Regions from separate parts of the Homo sapiens genome. Here region 2 is linked to region 1. The links are chromatin contacts, found by Hi-C in ENCODE. All regions are on one chromosome and are shown on one strand. Each heading gives the region's core, a stretch centred on a gene start or an enhancer-like site at or near the end of the contact. The rest is flanking DNA. Distances are from core to core; before and after follow the strand shown. Region 1 overlaps LOC105377657 (a long non-coding RNA gene). Region 2 holds the start of SRD5A3 (steroid 5 alpha-reductase 3).

Region 1 (5,042 bases), core at 880-3,379:
GTGTTGAAATTTCACTTGGGTTCCCCTGGCTCTTTTTTACCTGCCTCTGCCAAATTGTTGATGCCCTCGCCTGTTGGAAATGGATGACTTTGAACAACGAGGGGCAAGGAGCCTCTCTTTTACTTCAGAACTACTACAGCAAGAATTCAAACTCTTTGTTTTTGAGAAAATAGCTCCTAATGCTGTGTTGATTTTACCGTGTGCTTCAGAAAAAGACCCTTAAGGCTAATTGATATGAACATATAGAGGCAGTCTGAGCTTACCAGAATTTATATTACCTGATGTGTTAAGAATCAGGAAGCTATTTATGCTAGCCTATAGCAGCAACCCTTTGTATTTAGTGTGTTTGTGTGTACACACATACCTGTGTAAATCAAAATGAAAGCTTGCTTTTGTGATCTAGCACAAGTTTTGCCATATCATATATACATTTTTAACTTTTGGAAGGTAGAAGACAATTGATAGGCATTTAACATGAAGAAAACATGCATTTATAGTCAATATTAATAGAATAGATGGTACTAATCTATAACAGTGAAAAATAAAGAAGGTAGAGGAAGGAGGACAAAGACAGAGAGGAGACAGGGGGGAAAGGAGAAGACAGAAAAAAGAAAACCTCAAAACAAGGACTGCTCTGAGAGCCACAACTGAGTTTTATGCTTCTTGCTGTCATCTTTCTCTAACCTTAAAGGGCAGAAAGCAATTGGGAGAACTAACCTGCACTTAGATTTCAGCTTCCATAGGATGTTACATTCTCAGGGTCTATTAAATCGATTGGACTTTGACCTTAGCTTCCACGAAGTCCTTACCTTTTGATTGGGGCTGAGAGGTCTGATTTAACCTCATGGAATTTGTATTTTTTGGAGGAACTCCTGCCTCGTCCGTACATGGTGAAACCCCCAACAGCAGCATTTTTAATTTCCAGATTCTCAGCAGACACAATGCACAGACTGTAGAAAACACCTGCTCATCCGGACCGCTCAGCTCACAGGCTCCTTCCTCAGGGGAGCATCTGATGCTCCAGGCAAGGCAGACCCTCTTCTTATACTCTTGTGACCTCTTAGACTTTTCTTTTGTAGCACTTACTCCAGACTCTAATCATATTTATGTTGTGATTGTTTATGCAATGGTTTTCTTCCTAACTAGGCTCTGAGTTCCATGAGAGTTGCAATGTCTGCATCCCTTACCCTTGTTGATATACTGCACTGTGCCCGGTACCTAAGTAATTGCTCAATAAATATTTGTTAAATGAATGATTATAATAGTATGCATATATGCATATATAGTATGATAATATATATAAATATGTGTAAAACAGTATATATACACATGCTATATTAATAGCACATCATGTAATATTGTATGTCTACACACACATACATTCAGTATTTACTCAGTTTTTCTGTATAAGTACCGCGCGCTAACCGATTGCGCCACTGGAGCTCTAGTATTTACTCAGTTTTTCTGAGGCTTATTTACTCATTGGTGAAGTGAAAGTGAATGTAAGGCTCTTTGCAAACCCCAAAGTGCTAGACCAGTAGGAAAGATCAGAATAGCCTTTCATATTAAACACTATGAAGCCAGGAGCTGTGGCTCCCAACTGCAATCCCAGCACTTTAGGAGGCTGAAGTGGAAGGATCACTTTAGCCCAAGAGTTTGAGACCAGCCAGGGCAACACAGGGAGATACCATCTCTACAAAAAAAAATTTTTTTAATTAGCCAGGCATGTGGTGCTTGCCTGTGGTCAAGTAGCCTCAGCTACTCTGGAGGCTGACGCATGAGGAACACTTGAGCCCAGGAGGTTGAGGCTGCAGTGAGCTGTGATTGTGCCACTGCACTCCAGTCTGGGTGACACAGTGAGACCTTGTCTTCAACGAACAAACAAACAAGCAAAAAACACTATGGTAGAGACCCCAGTAAATGCCTTCCATGCTTATAAAATACATTTAAGTATCTCTCAATCAAGTTTTCAGTATTCTCAAGTCAGTCTTTCATTCTAAATTTAGAGTCATTTCCAAATATAGTGCATTTCCTGTCCCATTCCTTCCCTGAAAGACAGCCGTGTCCAACTAGAAGTGGGCCTGACGCCTCTTATTAGCCCGGTTGCATTTCTGTCTCGCTCTTGGCTGCAGTGTGTGAGCTGATGGGCCCCACGTGACTGTGTTCACGTCCAAGCTTAGTAGAATGAATTTTTCCAGCATGATTTGCAAGTCACGCTATCACATGCCTCCTGAGTCCAGCTGTGCCGCAGCTGCCGCCTCCCCTGCATCCGCTCATCTTGCACTTGGATCAAAAGCACGAGCACATTTGCCTGAACCGATCTGGTCTCGGCCCAGCTGTTTGTTCCCCATTGTCATCAGGATGTTTACAGACCTGCTGTTCTTGCTGTACTTGTTTCATGATCACACTTGGGTCTGCAGAGCATTTTAACACATGGCTGTGGCCGAAGCTGGCAATTTGACTAGCTTTTCTTGGTCACTGAGACTTCTCTAAGGCATTTCCTTCAAACCTTCCTAACTATGTGTATGCTTGCACATTTCCACAGAGGCAACAAGAAAAGGAACCAGGGCTATAAATCCTGTTAAAGATGGGCCATGAGTGTCCTTCTGGCCTACTAATTTTATCACGATTAGTTTCTAACTGGACAAGAGAGCACTTCCAGTCTGAGACAAAGCCAGATTAAAGGAAGAAATCTATTCTTCTTACTCTAATTTGGTAAGTTGGGAAAATATAGTTTACCTTCTTAGGAAGTTGTCTTGACTGCTCCTAAAGTGTGCTGATACCTGTCACATGACAGCAGGTATTTTCTTGGCAAGAATTGTGCTGGAATAGCAGTTGGCAGTGATTGTGGTGAGGGCGTGGAAAGGTGTCTAGTGGGTCCAAGTGAGGTTCTAGGTCTAGCTGACCCCTAACTATGAGAAGAACATGAGTGAGTCATTCATTCTCTCTGGGATTCAATGTCCTCCCATTAATAACAGGCACCACTTATTATCATATTAAAACCTGTACTTAAAAATCTGTTTTCTAGACTCACCCCAAAGATCCTGATTCAGTAGGCTGAGGAGGTGCCTGAATGTCCCTATATTTTGATGTATCACAGTGCATGGTCAGCAATTCACTGTCTCCCCTGCAACTACAGTGAGCCATCTGACCTAGGATATTTTATACTTTTAATCAAATGCTCTTTCATGATAAATAACATGGCTCTGATTTCCCAATAGCTCAAGCGTTAAGAGAAAGACAGTTCTGCAATGCAAAGCATCCTAGGCTCATCTCTGTGGGCTGAGGCCACAGAGCTGCACTGTCTACTACAGTGGCCATGACCACATGTGGCAACTGAGTACTAGAAATATAGGTGTCTCGAACTGGGATGTGTTGTTAGTATAAAATATGCAACAGTTTCCAAAGGTTTAGTATGAAAAAAGGACTGTGAAAATACTTAATAATTTTTATGTTGATTACATGCTGAAATGATATTTTTAAATATATGACAGGTTAAATAATATATAGTACTGAAGTTAATTTGATTTGTTTTTTAATAGTTTTATTGAGATATAATTGATATATTAAAACTATGTACGTTTAATGCATATAATTTGAAGAGTTTGGACATATGCATACACCTATAAAACTATCACCACAATCAAGGTAATAGACATCTCCATCACCTTTAAAAGTTTCCCTGTGTCCTCCCTCCACTGTTTTTTTCCTTTTTCTTTGTTTTGTGTTGTTTGTTTTTGGCAAGAGTGCTTAACATGAGATCTAACCTCATAACAAATGTTTAAGGGCATAATACAGTACCATTCACTATGGGTGCTATGCTGTACAGCAGATCTCTAGAAGTTATTTCTCCTGCATAACCAAAACTTTATATCAACTGAACAAGTCCCAACCTACTCCCCCCAGCTCAGCTCCTGGTAGTCACTTCTATTTTCTGCTTGTGTGAGTCTGACTATTTTAGGTACCTCATAGAAGTGGAATCATGCAGTATTTGTCTTCTGTGACTGGCTCATTTCACTTAGCATAATGTCCTCCGGGTTCATCCATGTTGTCTCAAGTGACAGGATTTTCTTCTTTTTAAAGGCTGAATAATATTCCATTGTATATATATACCATATTTTTTTATCCATTCATCTGCCAGTGAACATTTTGGTTGCTTCCATGTCTTGGCTATTGCTAATACTGCTGCAATGGACATGGGAGTACAGATATCCCTGCAAGATTCTAATTTCAATTCTTTTGGGATATACCCAGTAGTGGAATTGCTGGAACATATGGTAGTTCTATTTTTTATTTTTTGAGGAAACTTTATACTGTTTTCTATATTGGCTGCACTGTTTTACATTCCCACTAACAGTATATAAAAATTCCAATTTCTCCACAGTCTCACCAACATTTTAATCTTTTTTGTCTGATTTATTTATTTATTTTTGAGACAAGGTCTTGCTCTGTCACCCAGGCTGGTGTGTAGTGGTGTGATCATAGTTCACTGCAGCCTCGAACTCCTGGACTCAAGCGATCCTCCCACCTCAGCCTTCCAAGTAGCTGAGATTTTACGGGCACACCACCATGCCCAGCTAATTTTTTAATTTTTTGAAGAGACGGGGTCTTACTGTTTCGCTCAGGCTGGTCTTGAGCTTCTGGCCTCAAGTGATCCTCCTGCCTTGGCCTCTCACAGTACTGGCATTACACATGTGAGCCACTACTCCCAGCCTTGTTTTGTTTTTGACAATAACCATATCAATGGGTGTGAGGTGATATCTCACTGTGGCTTTGATTCACATTTCCCTGATGATTAGTGATGTTGAGCATCTTTTCATACACCTGTTGGCCATTTGTAAGTCTTCTTTGGAGAAATTTCTATTCAAGTCCTTTGCCTGTTTGCCTGTTTTTAAATCAGATTATTTGGTTTTTTGCTACTAAGTCGTAGGAACTTATTTATTTTGGATGTTAATCCCTTATCAATATATATATAGAAAATACTTTCTCCCTTTCTGTAGGCTGCCTTTTCATTCTGTTAATTGTTTCCTTTGTTGTACAGA
Region 2 (5,042 bases), core at 1,119-3,618, 560 kb after region 1:
AACTGGAAAAATGGCTTTGCCGTTTACTGCAGGCAATACCAGTAGTTTGTTGAACATATAGTGCAGTTAATTAAATGAAGAAAGACAAAAATGCTCACTGATATTTATTAGCAATGATCTTTCTAACAGATGTTAGCCTGGTATTCCACTTTTGAACTAACTCACTCCAGTAAGGATTTACATTTACAAATACTCCCAGGAGGGTTTAACTTACGGCTTTCTGTTCAGCCACTGCCATCTACAGGGGGCTTCTCTGAATATAAACTGTGCATGCTGATTAAAATCTAAAAAATAGCCAGGCAGGGTGGCTCACGCCTGTAATCTCAGCACTTTGGGAGGCCGAGGCAAGCGGATCACCTGAGGTCGGGAGTTTGAGACCAGCCTGACCAACATGGAGAAACCCCGTCTCTACTAATAATACAAAATTAGCCTGGTGTGGTGTCACATGCCTGTAATCCCAGCTACTCGGGAGGCTGAGGCAGAATAGCTTGAACCCAGGAGGCAGAGGTCACGGTGAGCCAAGATCGTGCCATTGCACTCCAGCCCGGGCAACAAGAGTGAAACTCGGTCTCAAAAAAAAAAATCTAAAAAATATATGGGATGATTTTCCCCTCCAGCCTCCTCAACCCTTCCTGTTTCCACTACACACACACTCACACATACACACACACTTATCTTGTTTTCAATCTTGCCCCAGGTCAGACAACTGTAAGAGAAACTCCTACCCAGGAAACTGAGTCCCTGCAATGCACTTACAAGTAGCTTCTCTGAAAAGAAAAAGATCATGGACAGACCAGCTGCATTTACAGAGAGTTAACCTAAGAAAAATAAAGAAACAGTGAAGGGGTGCCAGGAGCATTGGCTCATGCTTGTAATCCCAGCACTTTGGGAGGCCGAGGCAGATGGATCACGAGGTCAGGAGATCAAGACCATCCTGGCTAACACAGTGAAACCCCATCTCCACTAAAAATACAAAAAAAAAAAAAAAAAAAAAGCCAGGCGTGGTTGGGGGGGCACCTGTAGTCCCAGCTATTCGGGAGGCTGAGGTAGGAGAATGGTGTGAACCTGGGAGGCAGAGCTTGCAGTGAGCAGAGATCAGGCCACTGCACTCCAGCCTGGGCGACAAAGCGAGACTCCATCTCAAAAAAAAAAAAAAGAAAAGAAAGAAACAGTGAAAGGGTGACTCCCGCAAAAGAGATCCAGGATCACTCAATAAGGCCTCATTGTCCTAGCTAGAATGCCAATTTAACCATCCTTAATCACCTGGCTGTCAAAGGACGGGTAAAGCCTTAGGTGTCTTTTGCACAAAGAAGAAAACTTTAAAAGCTTGCTCATTTAACAGTCCAAAGTCCCACTAACCTACCCACCCTGATGTTTATTCAACACACATATCGGGTATCTCATTGGGGTAAGGGTGATGAGTTGGCTACCTCTCCCCTCTTCCACTTCTCACCCACCACCCAATCTCAAAAATGTAAGCTCCAAATAAGCAGTGACAATTATCTTGTAAACCCCTCTGTCCTCAGTATCCAAAATGATGCCTGTCATACAGTAGGCATACAATACTTCAGAATTAACATTTTAAAGACTTTTAAATACTTAAAAGAGCTAGATTTTCACTTATAGTAAATAAAATCAGTGTTGTTTAAAATCAGTGAGTCAATAAATAGCATTGTCACTACCTGAGATAAATGTTACAGGAAACAGCTGATGGAATTTAAAAACTTTGCTTCTAAGGATTGGAACCCTATTGGTAAGCGACTGCTGTTTTTTAAACACAGTTTTTACCACTATGATTTTTATTATTATGTGCAATTACTTGTCTACATGTTTACATTATACACATATCCAACACATTTCCAGCATCCTAACATAATTATTCATTTTTGGGTGTGATCTGCCTTCTTTATCCATATATACACACATTCATATTAATATAGTTGTTTGCAATCATAGCTATGTATTTTTATGGTTGGTTTTGTTTTTCACTTCACATATTGTTTCCTAAACAGCTTTCCCTGTTTCTACACTCGTCATAATAATTCTCAATGACTGCATGATATTCTAACATGTCAGTGTATCATAATTTAGCTAAATAAACTAAAATGCAACATGTAAGGTTTCCATTTTTTGCTTTGGAGATAATGTTGATAAGAGTGGCAGACACGTGGTCTCGTCTGTTTTGCGTCTTTGCTTCTGATGAATCATATTCTGGAGCTCCATCTAAGAATCCCCATGCCCAGATTAGGGACTGCGAGCGACCACCCAGCGCCAGCGCGACCAGGACCAAGGACCTCCGCGGCTGAGCGGCGAGTCCGGGAGGGGCTCTGCGCGTCCCCGCCCCGCGCCGCGTCACCGACGTCCCGCTAGGCTGAGACCGGTGCGCCGCGCGCTAGTGGCCGCTCTTCCGCGGGCTAGCGGGCGGTGGGGGCGCCAGCAGCGCGGAAGGCGGGCACGCGGGCCATGGCTCCCTGGGCGGAGGCCGAGCACTCGGCGCTGAACCCGCTGCGCGCGGTGTGGCTCACGCTGACCGCCGCCTTCCTGCTGACCCTACTGCTGCAGCTCCTGCCGCCCGGCCTGCTCCCGGGCTGCGCGATCTTCCAGGACCTGATCCGCTATGGGAAAACCAAGTGTGGGGAGCCGTCGCGCCCCGCCGCCTGCCGAGCCTTTGATGTCCCCAAGAGGTAACCGCGCCCCGGTCCCGAGCCGCGGTGGTCAAGGCGCTGAGAGTTCGGGGCGCCCCGGCTCGCGGGCAGCCAGCAGGGGGCAGCAGAGGCGGGACCCGGCCTGGGAGGCCCTGGCGGGTTCCCGGGCGCAGCACGGCGCTCCCTCGGCCTGGCCCCGGCCATGCCCCGGCTGCTGCGTGGCTCCGGGGAGCAGTGCCCGGGTGTCCGCGGACGCCGAGGGAGAGCGGAGCCGCTTGCACTCAGCTGGAGGAATGTGAACTGGTAGCCGCACGGAGCCTTTCCCTGTGGGAAATGGCAACGCATCCGAATTTAGGCCTGGTCATGCGAATTTAGGCGGCAAATTGAAGTGCCCCTTGCCCCAAATTCTCCTTTTTCCCGTACCCTGCACTCCAGTGGCTCATACTCTAACTTGAGGTCACCGGGAATCATTTGTGGAAATGAAGTTAGGCCGGCTCTTCGGCCTCGGCTTCCCCCGTTTCTCTTCCCAACCCTTGCAGTGGGGACAAAGGACTGAGTCGCCCTAACCTGCACCTTGGCAGGTGCCCCTGGGGAAGGTGGCCCAAGGTGCAGGTCATAGGCAGGCCCGTCCCGAAGCTCCATTTGACTTTCGAAAAATTCTGTAACCCAGTTCAGCGAAGGATTAAATCGTCAGGTTTTAAATAGAGACCTGTTATAATTTTCTTCTTCTCCTTTTTCCACTTTAAATTCAGGACATAGCTGGAAAGAGTTGGCCAAATACTATTCGAGATGGTAGAAATAGAACAGTGCCCCTTAAGATGCATCTTAGGCCGGGCGCAGTGGCTCACGCCTGTAATCCCAGCACTTTAGGAGGCTGAGGCAGGCGGATCGCTTGAGTTCAGGAGTTCGAGACCAGGCTGGGAAATATAGTGAGACTCCGTCTCTCCTGAAAATACAAAAAATTGGCAGGGCTTGGTGGCGTGTGCCTGTAGTGCCAGCTACTTGGAATGAAGGCAGGAAGATCATCTGAGATCAGGCATTGGAGACTGCAGTGGGCTATAATCATGGCACTGCACTCTAGCCTGGGCAACAGAGAAATACCTTGTATTTAAAAAAAATTTTTTTTTAAAGGTTAAAAACATCTGGGTTGTCGCTTGAAACACTCATAGGCAGTGCCCCAGGTCCGCAGGCAACAAAGGGACAAGTATAATTTGGCTTCTAAAACTTGGATAATCTGCGAATTTTGACTGTCAGAGAAAGATGTGTCATGTGTTAACACAGAGAAGGGAGAACTAGGTCATTCTGAGGCACCCTAAAGGGAAGAAGTAGAAGTACATGAAACAAATTGATCAAACCTCCTGTTTCCTAGAGGCTCTTTTTAAGCAAAAATTACCTGTTATCCCATTTGTAATCAGGGTTGAATCCTTTTATACTTCACAGCAATTTATTTTCTGAGTTTTGAGAAAGGTACTAGTCTAGTGTACCTGGATTAAATGGCACATGTAAAATCATCCCCTGAACTTGCATACACCCCAGCTGTTGCAACTCAAGTCTGTTATTACATGACAGCCAAGAAAGAGACTTGGTACCTTTTCCTTATTCATTACTGTAACAGTTGGTTCTGTTTGGACTTCCTGTAATTTCTACTCTATTGTGAAATAATTTACACCTTTTTCTTCTTCCAGAATTCTACAGTAGAACCTCCCATAGTGTTCAAGTGCCCTTCCCCTCCTTCTCTAAATTTAAACAGACATTTCTTTTAGTACTGGAGAAGGTACAAAACATCCAGACCAATAATGAAAGGCATTTTTATTGTGACAAAAAAAAGATAACTTGCATCAAAACTGGCAGTGTCTCCAAAAAATTAATACATGTATTACTCTCTTTTTAAATTTTATACCCCTGTTTATATGAAATAGGCAGATAATTAGAGTTGGGTGGAGGTAAGAGTCTATGGCCTCTTTTTTATACGTCTCTGTATTTTCCAAAATGTCTTCATTCACAAGATGCTTATCACTTTTATCATTTAAAAAAATGTGCTAATGGCTAAGGAGCATGTGGGAGAGATTTTACTGGTTTATAAATAGTAACCACCATTGACTAAATGTTTACATATATGATTATGTGATGACTACTAAGGAGTACGTGCCTTTCCTCATTTAATCCTCACAGTGGACCTGTGAGGGAGATGTTATTGTCATTATTCCCATTTACACACATGCAGACTCAAGCTTAGAAGATAGCAGTTGTGCAGTGATGCTAGTACTAGCAAGGGTGGTACCTGAACCCTGCCTGTTGGAATTTAAATCCCAAGCTCTTATCCTCTGGTATACTTCGTGGGAAATATCTTGTACCATGTGAAGCTCAATCTGTGTGAAAGATTAAGTGAGAATGGAT

Evidence for each region. Hi-C counts contacts between places; a loop is a spot of excess contacts on that map.
Region 2: a loop to region 1 is called in a map of ascending aorta, with 2.6 times the contacts of the local background. The contact joins the promoter of SRD5A3 here to the enhancer-like site in region 1. A Hi-C loop is called at or near these places in 1 of 168 maps with a recorded cell type or tissue (ascending aorta).

Annotation. Positions count from the first base shown.
Region 1 is chr4:54,782,127-54,787,168 of GRCh38, forward strand. The region is part of intron 2 of LOC105377657 (a long non-coding RNA gene); the gene reads left to right. Among named protein-coding and RNA genes, the nearest start is that of LINC02358, 61 kb to the right of the region's middle. Within about 2 kb of position 2,130, at least 12 of the 41 ENCODE cell types and tissues checked have a DNase peak (open chromatin) inside an H3K27ac peak, as active enhancers do; they include ascending aorta, where a contact is called at or near this core.
Region 2 is chr4:55,343,874-55,348,915 of GRCh38, forward strand. SRD5A3 (steroid 5 alpha-reductase 3) reads left to right here and starts at 2,369. Exons shown (of 5, transcript NM_024592.5): 1 at 2,369-2,684. The coding sequence starts at 2,464. RefSeq lists an enhancer at 2,090-2,850 and silencers at 2,302-2,471, 2,682-2,951.